Regions from separate parts of the Homo sapiens genome. Here region 2 is linked to region 1. Evidence: chromatin loops called from intact Hi-C (ENCODE). Cell type or tissue: heart right ventricle. All regions are shown on one strand. Links, peaks and the distances in the headings refer to the core of each region. The heading gives the core; the rest is flanking DNA.

What was found. Hi-C counts contacts between places; a loop is a spot of excess contacts. Peaks named below come from ENCODE experiments on the same cell type or tissue, not always from the same donor. Only the 100,000 strongest peaks of a DNase experiment are listed, where the experiment ranks them.
Region 2: it touches region 1 in a loop (3-fold over the local background); 7 of 110 quality-filtered maps call a loop at or near these places.

What each region holds. Positions count from the first base shown.
Region 1 is chr10:43,074,974-43,083,293 of GRCh38, forward strand. It overlaps RET (ret proto-oncogene), which reads left to right and starts at 2,096. Exons shown (of 20, transcript NM_020975.6): 1 at 2,096-2,358. The coding sequence starts at 2,286. RefSeq lists enhancers at 1,153-1,419, 1,285-2,142, 2,451-3,441 and promoters at 1,635-2,318, 2,020-2,318. In heart right ventricle, for the core only: a CTCF peak has its summit at 4,134 (motif pointing left); DNase peaks (open chromatin) are centred at 2,014, 4,129 and 8,008; H3K4me3 peaks cover 2,960 bases; H3K27me3 peaks cover 7,681 bases.
Region 2 is chr10:42,957,984-42,966,303 of GRCh38, forward strand. No RefSeq gene overlaps it. Among named protein-coding and RNA genes, the nearest start is that of LINC01264, 19 kb to the right of the region's middle. RefSeq lists an enhancer at 2,487-2,987. In heart right ventricle, for the core only: no CTCF peak of the experiment used is centred there; DNase peaks (open chromatin) are centred at 2,818, 3,318, 4,348 and 4,918; H3K27ac peaks cover 2,270 bases.

The DNA of each region.
Region 1 (8,320 bases), core at 125-8,124:
TCAGGGGGTGGCCTCGCTTCCCCTCTGCTGGGCAAGGAGCTCCTTCCTGCTGCCTGATGTTCTGGATACTGAGCCTACACCCAGGCAGGGCTGAATCTCCTTTCCCCGCAGTCCCTGAGGCCAGCAGGCTCTGGGCCTCACAACTGTCCTCTGCTGAGCGACCCTTTGGTCAGATCCCTGGGCGTGCACGTAGCAGGGAGGTATGCATCTGTGTGCGTGTGTGTCCACGTATGGGAACACAGGTGTATGCATGTATGCATGTGTACAGGGTACACCCATGTGAGGGCCCCCCAGACCTTTTTCCAAGGAGTAAATGACACCCTCTCATAGTGTCAGGTGTTCACTCAGGACCCCCAAGGGTGAGGGTGGAGCGAGAGCGTGGAAAGGCCTAAGGTAGGCTAGGCAGGAGCACAGCCCCAGATGGCCCCTTAAGATGGCCACACAGAGCCCAGCCAGACATCAATGTCAGCCAAGGGCTGGCCAGGGTGGTCCCCGGGAGGTGCAGGGGTGGGGCTATTTAAGCCTACCCACTTCTCTCTTCATTCACCTAGGAGGCAATCACAGGAGCTTGTCTGTAGCCAAAAGATGCCCCCAGCCCCTCCCTACCTATCAGGTCCCTTCCCTGGGCACAGGCCTGAGTGTGTAGCCTAGGTAGCCACTGGCACCAGAGATGGAACCTGTCTGAACCCAAGGGAGCCCCTTGTGGCCAACTCTAGCTCCATAAACTGGAAGGGTGTGGCAGGCAGCCGGAGTCCAGTGGCCCACAGTGTCTCTCCTGGGCTGGCAGGCCTGTGCCCCGGCCACCTGCCCCTCAGCAAGCCAGGTCTGGACATCACGGTTGGCTGAGTGCAAGCCAGCCTCTGTCTTGGCAGCTCCCCCTCCTGCCTGTGAGGGTGACTTCACTTTGACTTCATATCTGCAGTGATGTGCAGATCACTTATTCAGCCCTGAGCTCAGCCAGGCAAGAGGGCGGGGTTCTGCACACAGCAAGCAAGGGAGCGGCTGGCTCAAGGGTGCCCTGGGCCCAGGTTCCCTGGCTTTTCCTCCTCAAGGGCCCATGGGCTTCCCTTCTTCCATCCCTCTGCGCCTAAGTGCAGGCCAGACCTCAAAAAGCAGCCGGGGATGGGGCGAGAACAGAGGACTTCCCCACTGAGCCCACATCCAACCTCACCCAGAACCCCTTCTCAGGTCCAGTTGCTGCTCCCTATTAGGGGTAAATGTGTTTATGCGCATCATTTCCATCATTTCTTTGGGGGAAAATTGGATTCTTTCCTCCTCCTCGCTACTCGCTCTCCGACTCTGCCAGCCCATCTCCTGAGAGTTCTCCTGTGTAAGGGATGCAAGGGCCACCAGCACCAGGTCTCTGAAAGGACGCCGGAGCCAGTTTCCGGTTTCCAAGGGTTGGACCAGTGCTGGAGGGGGGAATCACAAACTGCCCTTCCAGGACCCTACCCTCTCTACTACCCCAGGATGCTGAAAAAGGCTATTCTGCCTCTCTTCCCCTGCTCAGCTCTTCCCCGCCTCCTGCCTCCGGCCCCAGCAGAGGCCGCGCTCCCACTGCGCCTCTCGCCTCTGAGAAATGGCGCAGCAAGCGCTCCGCGGAGAGCCTGGAGGCGGGGCGCCCTTCTCTGAGTCCGCGGGGTCGCACCCCGAGCCAGTCGGCCAGACCTGCATCCCGCGTAGCATCCCTGCCCTCTCTGTGCAGCGGAAAGGGCAAAAGGCAGGGACTGCAAGCGGGCGCGCACCGGGTAGGAAGAGCGGCTCTGCGTAGGTGCGCGGACCCGGGCTCCTGGGTTCCATCCCCGCCGCGCACCTCGGGGTCCGCACCCGGCTCCTGCCGGGCCCTTTTCGGCCGCACCCCGCTCCCGCACCCCGCTCCTCCCCAAGCCCCACCCGGCCCAAGCCGCGCGTCCCGCACTGAGCTCCTACACGCGCCGCGCCCCGGCCGCACCCCGCGCAGCCAGAGCAAGCACTGGAGCCCCGCCCCTTCCCGCACCCCACCCGCCTCCGGCCCCGCCTGGCCCACCCCTGGACCGCCCCCGCCCCGCCCCGCCCCTACCCGCTCCTCCGGCGCAGCCGGCGCTTACCTCGCTTCAGTCCCGCGACCGAAGCAGGGCGCGCAGCAGCGCTGAGTGCCCCGGAACGTGCGTCGCGCCCCCAGTGTCCGTCGCGTCCGCCGCGCCCCGGGCGGGGATGGGGCGGCCAGACTGAGCGCCGCACCCGCCATCCAGACCCGCCGGCCCTAGCCGCAGTCCCTCCAGCCGTGGCCCCAGCGCGCACGGGCGATGGCGAAGGCGACGTCCGGTGCCGCGGGGCTGCGTCTGCTGTTGCTGCTGCTGCTGCCGCTGCTAGGCAAAGGTGAGTTCTGCCGGCCGCCGGCTCCCGCAGGGGCCAGGGCGAAGTTGGCGCCGAGCAGCGGAGCGGGCGCGTTCAGAAGCGCCTTTCTGTTTGCCGTGGGCAGCGGGCTGTGCGGTCGCCGGCCACCCGGCCTCGGCTGGGAGCGCAGTGGCTGCGGCGGGCGGCGGGCGAAGGGCAGGACGCCTCGGGCCGGGCGCCTCGGGCCGGGGCTGGGCGGGTCTCGGGCGGGAGCGGAGCGCGGGCCGGGCCGCGGGGGTCGGTGCTCAGAACCCTAGCCATAGCCGCAGGTCTCAATCTGGCCGCGCCCTGCGCCAAAGCCGCGTCCTGGAGCAAACGGGACAGCCGTTTCGGGGCCGACCTGGCGGACGGGTCAGGGAGCCCCGAAAGCCCGCGATTCGTGCGGAGAGTTCTGTTTCGGCAGGAGACGGCTCCGTCCTGGTTTCCTTTTCCCGCTCAGCGTCCGTGCGTTCCTCCCCCAGCTCTGCCGTCCTGGCCAGCCGAGGGATTCGGAGGCTCTTTTGAAAAGATTGCTTTTCCCTCGTGCGTTTTTGCCGCCCTGTCTTTAAACACCTAAAAACCGTGGTTTCTGGGGTGGCTCCCCCCGAGGGGCCGCCGTGATAGGCGTCCCACCCGGCAGCCCTGGAGTCGTGTGGCGCTGCCTGGCAGAGATGCTGAAGATGCGGCCATAGGAGGCCCAGGGCTTGGGGTGGGGCAGGGGTTTGCGCCGCCAGCCAGCGTTGGTGCTGGGCCTGGTGAAACCTCAGGTGCCTTAGGATCCCAGCATTAGGTGTGGCCTTGCAAAGATGGTCATCGACCCCACCCAAACTCTGGCAGAGTGAGCCGCAAGGCTGTGGAATCTTTGACCCCTTGGCACGCGTTTAAGTGTCCCTCAAACTGGCCCTGACTTGATCCCCTCCAAGCGCTTGTGTATGAACCAAGTTTCCCTCTAAGAGGGAAGGAGCCCTGGCCATCCTCCCTCACTCCTTACAAAGGGCTTTCTCTCCCCACAGCCTTTGGGAACAGAAGAAGCCATGGTCAGTCACCCTGTCTCTGGCCCCAGGCCCTGCACAAACTGAGTTTCCAGGCCTGCCTGAGACTTCATTTGTGTGACCTGCGCCTCAGCTCAGCATATGCTGAGGCCAGAGCGGGTCCCCAGTCCACCTAGCGAGGGACAGGGGAGAAGCCCTTGCCTTTCTATCTTTTCTGAGTGTTAGGACTTTGGGGTCCCAGTGCTGCAGGGGGAAGACACGGGGCAGAAGCAAACAAGGCGCTCTGACGCTGTCTTGGGATTCTGGGCTGTGGCTTTGGCTTTGAGGTTGTGGGCAGGGGGCCAGGTGTGAACTGCTGCTGGTGTGCTGGGCAGAGGACTTCCCCACACCCTTCCACAGCCTTGCGTTCAGTTGGGGTGGCCAGTGAGGCTGTGGGGGCCAGGCTCTGGGGGCCGGCTTGTGGCACTCAGCAGGCATGCAGGTAGCTTTCCGTGCCCAGACCCCTGGCCCACAGACAGCTTCCCGAATCCAGAGATGGTGAGCCCCTAGCCCCTGGGATAACCCGGACACCACAGTTGGAGGCACTGGGAGTGAAGAGGCAGCCCCACTCCCTGGAGTAGACAGCTGGGGCCTTTGAAGAGGCTGCAGAGCTCTTTCCCAGGAGCCACAGCTCCGGAGGTTCGAGCCGCACTCTTGGAGCTGCCAAGGACCGCCCCAGTGAGCCCCTCGGTGCTCCCCAACCACCCCAAGGGGACAGCTCGGCCTCAAGCGCCCTCTTGCGGACGCTGCACTTTAGTGGCTGGGCCTGATGACAGGCACAGACTGGGTCTCTAGAGGATGAGGGTTCTTCCACAGCTCACACATGCACACTCACACTGGATCACCAAGACACACTCCTGCCCCTTCTCACAGCACTTGCTGCCAAGGCTGTGGACATGCACAGCGTGGTTCCTTCACACCCTGCCTCACCCACGTCCACACAGGGACCCCAGCCCCTCTCATCACTCATACACACAGGGACGCCACGTGTGTATATAGGGACACACACTCCTCATACCTGCAGGGCATAGCCTGTCAGCCCCAGGTATGCTGGAACCAGAGTGAGAGAACCTCCATCTAAAAGTTACATTCATTTAAAAGTTGCTCTTAAAGGTTTCTGGCATTTCATTGCTCAACACAGATACAGCTGTCCCCGTTGCTTGGATGAGGAAACTGAGTCTCAGCTTCTGGGGTTCCCCCCAGGTCCCAGGCTGACCCTGCACCTCAACCTCCCACAGCTCCTCAGCAAGCCTCTTGTCTCTTGTCTTCCTGGCCTGACTTCTTGGGTCCTGTTTTGCAGCAAGGAAGGACATTCCCTCTCTGCCCCTGGGCCCCGGGGCCTTCTGTTCCCAGCATGGAAGAGCTGGGCACTGTGACTTGGCAGGGCCCGGATCCAAGCTGCCAGACCACCCTCTGCAGAGGGCCTAGGCAGCCCACCCCTGCCTGAAGCACCAGGTATCAGCGCGGGCAGCTCAGGCCAGGGGTACAGCTCCCCCTGCTTCATCCTTTTCCTTCTCCCCTTTCTCTGGCCAGAGGCTTCACCAGGTTCACCTGGGCCTGGCTTGCTTCCTCCTCCACTCCAGCTCACTAACCCTGTCTGGCCTCCAGAAGCTGCCTGCAGCCCTCACTGGTGGGCTGTGCCTGCTGGGGGCCTGCAAGCAGAGAGCAAATGGGGAAGTGCATTGAGCTGATTCACTAAATTGCCTTTCTTCTGCAGAATCACTTTAGGGACAGGCTGAGGAAATCACTGTTTCCTTGGTGGTGTGAAGAAAATGGGATGCGATCACCTAGCGGGGAGCTAATAGCCTTTTAGCCAGTGGAGGAGAAAACCAATTAAAAATTATGATATCTGTTAAAATGGAACCTGGGGTGCCAAGGGGAAGGGAAGGCCCGGAAGCTGCCATCTCCCCTGAGACCTTCCCCCTCTGCAGCCTGGCCGAAGACCCTCTAGGTCCCCTCGTCTTAACTGGATAAGGCTAATACCAGCAGTAGCACCCCATGGGGGCTCACAGTGCACTGCCCCTGTGCTGTGCCTACTCACTTCATCTTTTCCAACAAGTCTGCAAGGGTCATGGTCTTGGCCCATTTCACAGGTGAGGAAACAGGTTCTCATAGCCTATGGACTCGAACCGGTAGAGAGGATGCGGGAGCTCCCCAGCCCTGGCCCTCTGGCTTGCTCCAGCCCGTTCTCTGGGCCAGTGGTGTGGGTCCAGGGTGGGGCTAAGGAGGGCTTCCAGGGAGGTTGCCCTGAGCCTGCCCACCCACTGGTGAGTCCCCCCACCTCGGGCTCCAGGTGCCCTCAGGACATCCCAGCCCAGATCCCAGAGTAATGTGTGGCACCATGCACAGACGCTGAGATACTCTCTGGGTCTCGTCAGCTTTAGTTGATGTCTGGGAGTCCTATGGGTCTGGGGAGGAGCACCAGGCATGGCTGTGCCAGCAGAAGGGCCGACTGTGTGTGCTCTGTGGATGGCAGGAAGGCATCTTGCTGCCAGTGGCGGTGCAGATGTTCGGCTGGGACACCAGGCTGTGGCCCTTGCAGCCAACATATGCCTGAGGCCCTGGCATCGGATGGAAGCTACTGCTCTGAAGACAAGGGTGCAGGGATGGGGTTTGGGCATCAGGGATGGGGGTACAGCTGTGTTTCCTCATGCAGGACAGGGCCTTCCTCCTCATTTTTCCCATCCTCCAGGACAGCCTGGGAGAAGAAAGCCAGGGAATAGGGGCAAAGCAGGGTGCAGCCCCCCATGCTCCCTGCTGCCCTCCTCCCCTCCTGCAGAGGCACTTCCTTTCCACTTCAGGAGCCCCTCCCCCAGAAGTGGGCCCCCCCCATCCCCCCTTCCTTCTTTGGAGGCTGCTTCCTGGTGCCAGGTTATGCTCCCTCCCCGTTCTCTGCTGTGCCCTCTATCTCCCCACTCCTCTGCAATTATTTTTCAGCAGAGTGACTTAATAGTAACAATAACAGTAACAATAATAGTAACAACAGCAGGCTGGGAGCACTCCTGAGGGAGCCTCGGCTCCTGCCCTGCTGCTCTAGGGCTGGGGACTCTCCAGAGCTGTCTCATGGCAGGGAGAGACCGTAGTCAAGGAGACCCTGTGTAGGGACTTCCGCATGCGTGTGTGGCAAGGGGCGGGGACTGGGCAGTGACCACCAGGCAGGGAGCACACCTCAGTCATGGTCACAGAGAAGGTGATGATGGCACCAGGGCTGTCTCTCCGTGCCCGTCTGCACCTGGGCCTGCCAGAGCCGTCTTCTGTGCCCCATGGGGTAGGGGAGCACCCCATGGCCCCTGGGAGGCTGCCAGTCAGTGGGACTATGAGGTCAAATGGGGAGGTCCCTTGGGGTCCATGACCCAGGCACTGCACCCCTTGGGGCTGGAAGGGGAGAAGGCCCCAGGCCCACCAGAGCCCCTCTGGCTCCCCCACTAGAACAGCAGCCAGGGCCGGCTCAGGGATTGAGGCGAAGCCTTGGTGCTTGATTCTTTGTCCCCTGAGGCAGGCTGTACCTCTCATAGGAGAACTTTGGAGGACGGGCCTTCTCCTGACCAAGGCTCTGGGACACTTGGCAGCCCCTGAGGTCCTGCTTTACCTCTCTGCTTTCTCCCCCCTTCTCTGAGCTCTGGGGCCAGGCCTGGGCACTTGGATTGGCGCTGAGACAATGAGGCCTGAACCTCCATGGAGCTCTGGTCCCGCAGCTGTGTGATCATGGGGGCCTCAGGGACCCCGCTCCCCTCCATTCCCCAAGCCTAGAGGCCATGAAGCCTGTGGGTCCCTGAACTGTCCACCCTGAGACTGCAGGCAGGGCAGGGCTGGGCAAGAGCAGGCAGCAAGCTGTCCTTGTTCCCACAGCTCCTCCTGGCTGGGCTCTTGGCCCCTGAAAAGCCTGGGGCAGGGAGATGGTGCCAGCAGGACCTTAAGGACAGCAGTTCAGGTCGCACCTGGCCCTGGAGGGAGCAGGTGGCCAGCTCCAAGCAAACACCTCTGTTTGCTTTTGCCTCAAGGAGTGGCTCCACAAAGTGTAGCAGCCCAGGCACCACCACAGAAAGGTCACCGCTGCACCTGGACAGGTGTGCGCCTACCTGGTGGACCAGCGGGCATAGGCTTTCCTCCCTGATATCAGGGATACCTGGAGGGCCTGGTGCTGGGGCTCTGTGCTCAGGGGAGAACCTGTGGCCCTACAGCCCCAGGTTCTAGACCCCCTCCCAGATTCGGGTGCTGCAGCTGCGCTTCCACTCCTGGCCCTTGCTCCTCTGTGCTGCTGCTCTCCATGCCCTGCAGGAGCCAGGGTTCCAAGGAAGCACCTGAGGGGCAGTGTGGCCCCAGGGCAGGAGCAGGACAGTGGCCACCAAGCTGTTTCCAGTTCCCTTGTGTGCCTGTGACTCCAGAGGATTCTCGCCCTTGTGTTCCTGAGAGGGAAAAAGGAAACATGTATTTCCTAGAATTTAAGTAATGACTGGGGAGATGTGTGCTCTGGGTGCCGGGACGAGGGTGGGTGAGCTGGAGGTGCAGCATGAGCTGGTGCAGTTCTGGAGGGAGGGAGAGGGCTCATTGGGTTTCTTCCTCATACTACTTGGCAGTGCAACTGGCACAGACCCGGCAGCTGTTGCTGGGCTAGGGGCCAGGGGCTTCCTCTTGCTCTGTTCCCCTTCCTGCTCCACCACCATTGCCTGTAGGGCGTCTGCCAGCCCCAGGAAGCCTAACACTTAGCCCAAGTGGGGCTCTGGGCCTGGCCCTCCTCACCCAGGGAAACAACGGGGCTCATGGGCGCTTGGTGACATGGGCACATTGCTCTGCCATCGTAAGGGGCCAGCCTGGCTATGGGACCCAGCACCGGTGGGCAGCCCACAGGTTGTCTCTGCAGGAGACTCCTCTGGCAGGTCACATACAGGATGCCCCACAGCACCTTGAAAACTCGTGACCCGGGAAAGCCTCAA
Region 2 (8,320 bases), core at 130-8,129, 120 kb before region 1:
GAGGAAAAAGAACATGAAAACCAGAGGTGAGCAGCCACCAGAAGGCAGAAGAGGCAAGCAATGGATCCTGCCCCAGAGCACCCAGGGGGACTGTGGCCCTGCCAGCACCCCAATTTCAGCCCCATGATGCTGATTGCAGACTTCTGGCCCCCAGAACTATGGCAAGATAAATTTCTGTTGTTTTAAGACACCAAGTGTGTGATTTTTCTTACACTAGCCACAGAAATGAATGCATTGTATCACCCTGGGAGGGGCAGGCCACCAAGTCTCATCATCCCCTCCAACTCTGTGTCATAAAGTCCAGACAGTGCTGCTGAGAAGTTAGGGCTCCTTTCTTCTGCCTCCTGAATCATGAGTGGAGGCTCTACTCCAGGTTCGGGGGGCTGAGAACATGGAGGCGCTGACTACTCTCACCCAGCTCACTCACAGGGTATAGGTTCCACACCAGTCAAGTCAAGTGAAAAAGATCAGAGGCTTCCACCCCCACCCAGTGACAAGAGGAGTGTTGTAGACATTTTTCTCAGGGGTAGAGGCTACTCAGGAGAACACAAAGCTCCAAACTCCAAAGGTGTCTCTTGAAGACTGAGGTTATTTGAAATAGTGTGGGTAAATTCAAGTCTAAGGGCTATCTCAAAAACAGTGGAGATTTTATTAGCAGGCAAAGAGCAGGCTGATCACTCTGTGGGCAACAAGCCAACTGTAGGCCAGTGAGTTTACCAGGAAGAACCAAGAAAAGAGCCCTGCTGGGACCAGAAAAGAATCCAAATATTATCTCTGTCTAAAATTAATTTTATCAGACTAGAAAAATGCATGCCCCAGGACATTATCAAAATGGTTTATGGTTTTGTTTCTGAGGCACTTGTAGGTCCTGAAGATAATTGTACATATTCTCTTCTAAAAACTTTATATTTCTTTTACATGTAGATATTTCATCCTTAGAATTGATTTTTGTAAATGGTATGAAGTAGGGATATAGTTTTAGTTTTTTCCACATGGATTTGCAGTCTCCTAAGGACCGTTGATTGAAAAATCAGCCTGTTCCTCACTGATCACGCACACGTGAAGTATACAGATTGTGGGGTTTGTTTCTGGGCTCTGAATTCTATTCCTTGGCTTACATGTGTAGTTAGTTATTTTTGTCTGCAAGCATTTCATTTTACCTTGGAGTATTATTTGTGGGTTCCTCCAGGGACGATTTGTCTTCCATCTTTCCAGTACCTGGGACACCACCACTCTGTCTCGTTGAAAATTGAACTGCCAGCTTGAGGTTTTCAGACCACCTAAATCTTATGAATTCAGGCTGAAAAATCTACATGAAGACCACTGGCTTCTGTTGATAAATTCTCAGCAGGGATTTTCACCTCTTTCCTCTCGGCACTGAGGTTCAAAATGGCTGGTTTTCTTTGTTATACCCTTGAGAAAGGCAGATTTATTTCCAGTTGACCCTCACTTTGAGCAGACAGCTGATTGGGGTCTCAGCTCTGTGGGGATTTCCCACAGAAATCTGGGCCTGCCATGGGCTTTGACTTCTGCCCTCTGCCCACCAGGAAGTCACGAAACTGGAAGTTCAACTTCCCGTTGCTGGCAAATTCCCTCAGGAATTTGGCTTGCCTTTTGGGTGTCTGTATTCTACAAATGTTTTGACTTGAGAAGTTCTTGCTTTTGGCTAAATCTTTAATACGTTTTTAAAAGACTATTTATAAAATTTTGTCCAGGTTTTCAGTGCAAGAGCTGATCCAGGTACCTAGCTCACCATGTTATCCAAGTGTCCAGTACAACCCAATTTTTAAGTTTTTAAATTGTATAATTTTAAAATTATGAAGTGTGTTTTGTCTTTAGGATTTTGAAAGATCTGAGAGTTCTGTCTTATCCTGAGAGGTAACTAATGTCCCTTCCTTCCAACTCTTGCCCCTGTTACCTGAGTCCACCTGTAGCAGGTACTTTAACATACATAACGTGTGACCTGCTGGTGCTGGAGTGGGGTTCACTTCACTTCCACAGTGGCCTCTGCAGGGGCAGGGAGTCCTGGAGCCCTCCGTGTCCCAGACCCCAGTTCTGACTTTATTTGAGTCAAGAGCCTCTTTAAGAATCTGATGAGGCCGGCTGCAGTGGCTCACACCTATAACTCCAGCACTTTGGGAGGCTGAGGTGGGAGGATCACTTGAGCCTAGGAGTTTGAGACCAGCCTGGGCAACATAGGGAGACCCTGTCTCTACAAAAACTTTTTTTTAAAATTAGCCAGGTATGGTGGCATGGGCCTATGATCCCAGCTATTCAGGATGCTGAGGTAGGAGGATCACTTGAGCCCAGGAGGTTGAGGCTGCAGTGAGCCATGACTGCACCACTGCATTCCAGCCTAGGCTACAGAGTGAGATTCTGTCTCCAAAACAAAACAAAAAAAATTCTGATGAAAGCTAGACAAGGGCGTACAGAACACACACAGCAGACACAGTTTCTGTTGGATACACCTTCAGGGGGCCTGTGGATCCCTTGCAGTGGGATCCCCTAATTCTAAGACCCCCCACCCCACGCCTCTCTATAGCACTTCCCTGTGTTTGCTGCTGGCAGGACAGGAGGCAGCAGGGGCTAGCACAGGCCAGCCTGCTCAGCTGTGGGTGTTCTGCAGCGAACCTGCTGTGCCTGTGTCACATACCAAGGGCATGACTAAGGGCTACTGATGCAGAGTCAGAAGTGGCCCAGCCCTGGCCCCTACCTCCTCCCAGGCTCCTCTGAGCCTCAGCAGAGACTGTGGCCAAGTAGTGAAGTCTCTGGCGGACATCTGGACCTGCAAGCCATCCAGAGCATTGTCCTTGGCAGTGGCGAGATGGTCAGGTCAGCACCTGGGTCCTTCCCAGCTTAGGCACACTTTTTGCCAGGATAGGAGCTTCTCAGGCCAGGGCCTCTCTTGCCAGTGCAGGCAGTCATGCCTGGCATCAAGTCCAGCAGGCGCGGAGGGGACTGCAGGCCACAGCTGTTCAAGTGGGGGCCTCCTTTCTGCCCTGCGAGGCCCTCTCAGCCTTGATGAGATCACTTGGGGGCCTTCTATCTCTGGGACTCCAGAAATAGAGACAGGGAACTGGGAGTGAAAGCAGCCACATGTGCTTGGGCACCATGAGTGCTCACAGGTGCCAGAGGAGCAGACGGGACCAGGTCAGGGACTGCAGCCCAGGACCAGCCAGTGGGGCTTCTGCAGTGCCTCATCCTGTTCCTGCCATGCCTCACTGCCAGGAAAACAGCCACCCTTGACCACCTGCCCACCGGCCTCTCCCAAAGAAGACACTCCGAGAAGCAACTGCTAGAATTTTCTCAGGACTAATAGCAGTTGCTAACTGTCTCCAAAGCACACTCAGCTGTCCTTGGGGCTCAGCCAGCCCCACACATAGGAGGGACAAGGCCCACAGCGCACAGGCTCAGCTCCACAGCACAGGGCTTCTGTCCTGAGGCCCCGTAAGCCTCCTTCCAGCATGCCTTTCTGTTCATGGAGTATTCACTTTGTGATTGTGTAATCAAAAATCGTCTTGACAATACAGCATTCTCCCATACTAGACTTACTCAGAGATGGTCTGTGCTCTGAGGATGATGCTAGCATGGCTGCTGCCTGGGCACCTCAGAGCAGTCCTGACACAGCCCCCATGGAGCCCCACCTCGAGGAGAATGGGATAGCCTGGGGATCCTGGGCCCGGAGTGGGCCCCACGTGAGTCCAGCTTGCTCCAGCTGACTCTCTGTGGGCCTCCATTTTCTTGTCTGGAATGGAAGGAAATGATCCCTCCAGCTCATAATAATGATCATGTTTATGTCAGATCATCGTTCCTAGGATTTCCCCAAACCTCCACGTGCCTGGGAGAGGAGTGAGTTCTCCAGCTCCCTGGGACCCTCAGGGGTTACACACACCACCATCGGCCCTCCCATAAAGGCTGCACCTTGGCTCGGCCTCCACTGTGGGCCTGGCTGCAGGCTCTCACCCCAGCTGGTAGGAGCTGGGGTGAAGGAGGCCAGTTCAGGCGAGTCCTCTGCACCATCCTCTGCTGGCCCGATTTCCCGATCAGCACTGGATCAGCCTGAGTGCCTGAATCCAGAGCTCACTCTCCACTTGGGTGGGAGCATGGCTGCTTCCTGTCAGCCCCAGCGGTGTGACTGGGACCAGAGAGTCTCCTGCAGCCTGAAGAATTGTCCCAGCCTGCCCACCCCCGGCCTCCTGTGCTCCAGGCAGGCGTGGCTCTCCGTGTGGCAGATCTCACTCTTTGTCAGGGCCTCTGTGTCCTTCCTCCTGGGACAGGCTTGGCCTCAGAGGGTGGGAGGGAAGGGAGGGCCACTGCAGCCGCAGCTGCTGCATCAGGAGGGGCCAGGAGTCCCCAAGGTCGAGTCCAGAGCGCAGCAGGGAGTCCCAGTGCTGACGCTCTGCACATGTGGCGTCCTTGTCTTGCCCCAGCTGCAGGCTCCATGTCCAAAAGCACATGGAGGGAGAGCAGAGGTTTCCTGGGGACAGCAGCTGAGGCCAGGGGCTGGTGTGCTGGCTCACAGGCTCTGAGGCTGGGGATCACTGACATTGTGCTGCTGCGGCCTCCTGCCCAGGGAGCCTGCTGGCAAGGGGCCCACTGCGACCCGGGCTGCATCCCTGGCCAGCCCTCTCTCACTGGAGGCCTGGACTCACCCCTGCCAGGAGGGGAGCTCTGTGCTCCCTCTCTGCTCTGTGCTCCCTCTCTGCTCTGTGCTCCCTTCCTGCCTGTCTGGCAGCACAGTGACCACCTCCCCAAAACCCATCCCGGCACGGAAGTGGGGCCTCAGAGCAAGCAGAGGAAGAACCAGGGGCCCTTGGTGATACAGCCTGGAGGGGGCCTTGGCTGGCACTTGCCATTGGTGTCGGGCAGACACCGGCCCCTCCACCCACCAGAAGATCTCAGGCACACCTGCCCACCCTGAAAGCAAGCAGGCAGGGAGTGGCCCCCAGAGCTGACCAGAGGGAGAGAAGACAGGAACTGTAGAGACAAGAGGAGTCCACCGCCCAGCCTGGGGCAGCACCTTGGAAGCTGGGGTTGGGCTATCCAACTAGAAGGGACAGAAGCCAGCTGTGCGGTTGGTTGGTGGTGGGCTGGAAAGGGGCAGAGGGACTCAGGACGTGCCTTCTGATGGGATCATAGGGTCTCCATAATGCATTGGCCACAGGTGGATGAGGAAGAAGTTGCCTCAGGGTTGTCGTGGAACTCCCAGGAGGGCTACGCCACCCCCATGGGTGTCTCCAAGCCCCACGCCACCTGGTTTGCAGACCATGGGCCCCTAGTCATGTCGCCTATCTGGGCCTTTTTTTAAAAAAAAAAATTTATTTTGAGAGAATTGTAGAATGAGCATACAATTCATGCATGCACTTATAAGAAACGATACAGAGAGGTCTGAAGTACCCTTTACCCAATTTCCTTCAGTGATAACATCTTGCAAAACTACAGTACGGTATCACAGCCAGGATACTGACATCCGTAGAGTCAAGTTACAGAGTATTCCCTTACCACCAGGGGCCATCCGCAGCCACACCCACTTCCCTCCCTCCCTCCCCAGCCCCTCCATAACCCCTGGCAGCCACTCACCACTTCTCCATTTCTACAGTTTTGTCATTTCAAGATTGTTATATAAATGGAATCGTTACATTATGTAACCTCCCGGCATTGGCTTTTTTTTTCACTCGGCCCAGATCCCTGTAGATCCATCCAAGTTGTCCCATGTACCAGCAGTTGATTGCTTTCTAATGTTGAGTAGGATTCCATGGAGTGGATGCACTATGGCTTGACCATTCACCCATTGAAGGCTCTTTGCAGAGCTCTCGGTTTTGGGCTACTGTGAACAAAGCTACTATGAGCTTTTGTGTACAGGTTTTTGTATGACTACAAGTCTTCATTTCTCTGAGATAAATGCCTGGGAGTGCAATTGCTGGGTCACATGTCAGTTGCATGTTTAGTTTTATAAGAAACTAAGAAACTGTTTTCTGGAGTGGCTTTAACATTTTACATTCCCACCAGCATCATGTATAGGTGATGCAGTTTCTCCACATCCTTACCAGCATGTGGGGTTCTCACTGTTTTTTATTTTAGCTATGTTGATGTGTATATAATGGTATCTCCATGCAATTTTAACTTGTATTTCCCTAATGAGTAATGATGACAAACGTGTTTTCATGGGTTTATTTGCCATCTGGGTATGCTCTTATATGGAATAACTCTTCATATCTTTTGCCAGTTTCCTAATTCGCTTGTTTGTTTACTACTGCATTTTGAGAGTTGTTTATTCTAGATGTTAAAAGCCTTCATCGGATACATAGTTTGCAAATATTTTCTCCCAGTCTGTAGCTTGTCTTTTCATTCCCTTAACAGGCTCTTTCACAGAACAAAAGCTTCTAATTTTAAGAAAGTCCAATTGTTTTTTACGTCAATTCTAACAACGTGGCTAGTTCTAGATCCCGAAAATTTTCTGCTATTAAGAAAAAAAAGCTTTATAGCTTTACATTTACACCTAATCCATTTTGAGTTAGTTTTTGTATAAAGTGTGAATTCATTATTTTTGCTGTGATGTCCAGTTGTTCCCGCATCATTTATTGGAAAAGCTGTCCCTCCTCTGATGAATGGCTTCATACTTTTGCGGAATATTAGGTGGGCATATTTGTGTGAGTCTATTTCTGGGGTCCGTTGATCTATGTGTGTCTGTCCATCTGCCAATACCCTACTGTCTTGATTAGTAAGCTTTAATTTCAAATAGTGATTCCTTCCACTTATTCTTCCTTCTCAAGATGGGTTTTGCTGTTCTAGGTCCTGTGTGTTTCCACATAAATTTTATGGAAAAATAAGCTTGTCTATATCCACAAAAATACTTGCTAAAATTTTGACAGTAACTACATTAAACCTGTAGAATTTTGGAAAAATTGACATCCTTATATGTTGAGTACTGTACATGTTTTTTTAAGTTTATAATGAAGTATTTCATTGTTTTTGAAATGACTGTAAATGATATTATATTTTTAATTTGTTTTCACACCTTCTTTTTTAATGTATAGAAATGGATTGATTTTTGTGTGTTGATCTTACATACTGCAACTTGCTACACTCACTTATTAGTTCTTTTGCAGATTCCTTGGGATTTTCTACAGAGACTGTCATGTCATCTGCAAATACAGACAGTTAATTTCTTTCATTCCAATCTGCATGTCTTTTATTTCTTTTTCTTGACATATTGTAGTTGGTAGAGCTTGCAGTAGTCTACTGCATAAGAGAGGTGAGAATGGACACTTTTCCTTGTACCAAATCGTAGAAGGAAAATATTCAGTCTTTTACCATTAAGTATGTTAGCTATAGGTTTTTACAGATGCTCTTTATGAAGTTAAGAAAATTCTCCTTTGCTCCAAGTTTGCTGAGAGTTTTTATCATGACTAGGTGTTGGATTTTGTCAAATGCTTTTCCTGCGTCAACTGATAGAATCACATGACTTTTCCTCTGTAGCCTGTTGGTAGGTGTATTACATTGGTTGGTCTTGTAATTCTGAACCAACCCTGCATACCTGGGATAAATCCCAACTGCTCATGGTGTATAATTCCTTTTAAATGTTGCTGAATTTGATTTGCTGATATTTTGTCAACAATCCTTGTGCTGAAGTTCATGAGAAATGTTGGTCTGTACTTTTATTATCACATGTTGTCTTTGTCTGGTTTTGGTATCGGGCCTAGCCTAATAAAAGTGTTCTTTCCTCTTCTATTTTTTAAGACGGATTTTGTAAAATAGGTGTTAATTCTTCATAAATGTGTGGTAGAATTCTCCAACGAAGCCATCTGGGCCTGAAGATTTCTTTTAAATTTCACATTCAGTGTGTTTAATTGTTATAAGACTATTCAAGTTGCATGTTTCATATTGGTTGAGTTTTGGCCATTTGTGGTTTTTGAGGAATTGGTTCATTTCTTCCACACTGTTGAATTTATGAGGGTAAAACTGTAGCGTTCCTTTGTTGTCTTTAAAATGGCTGAAAGATCTGTAATATCTCTGTTTTATTCCTGATATTGGTGATTTGAGTCTTCTCTTGTTTTATCTTTGTGAATCTTGCCAGAGGTTTATTTTTTGAAGAACTAGATTTTTGTTTCCTTGTTTTTCTCTATTGTTTTCCTGTTGTCAGTTTCATCGACTGCTGCTCTTTATTATTTCCTTTGCTCTGCCTTGCTCTGGGTTTATTTTGCTTTTCTTTCTCGTGTTTCTTGGGTTAGTAATTTCGATGACTGATCTGAGACTTTTCCTCTTTTCTAATGTAAGCTTTCAGTGCTGTACATTTCTGTTTCAGGCTTTTTCAGGGTTT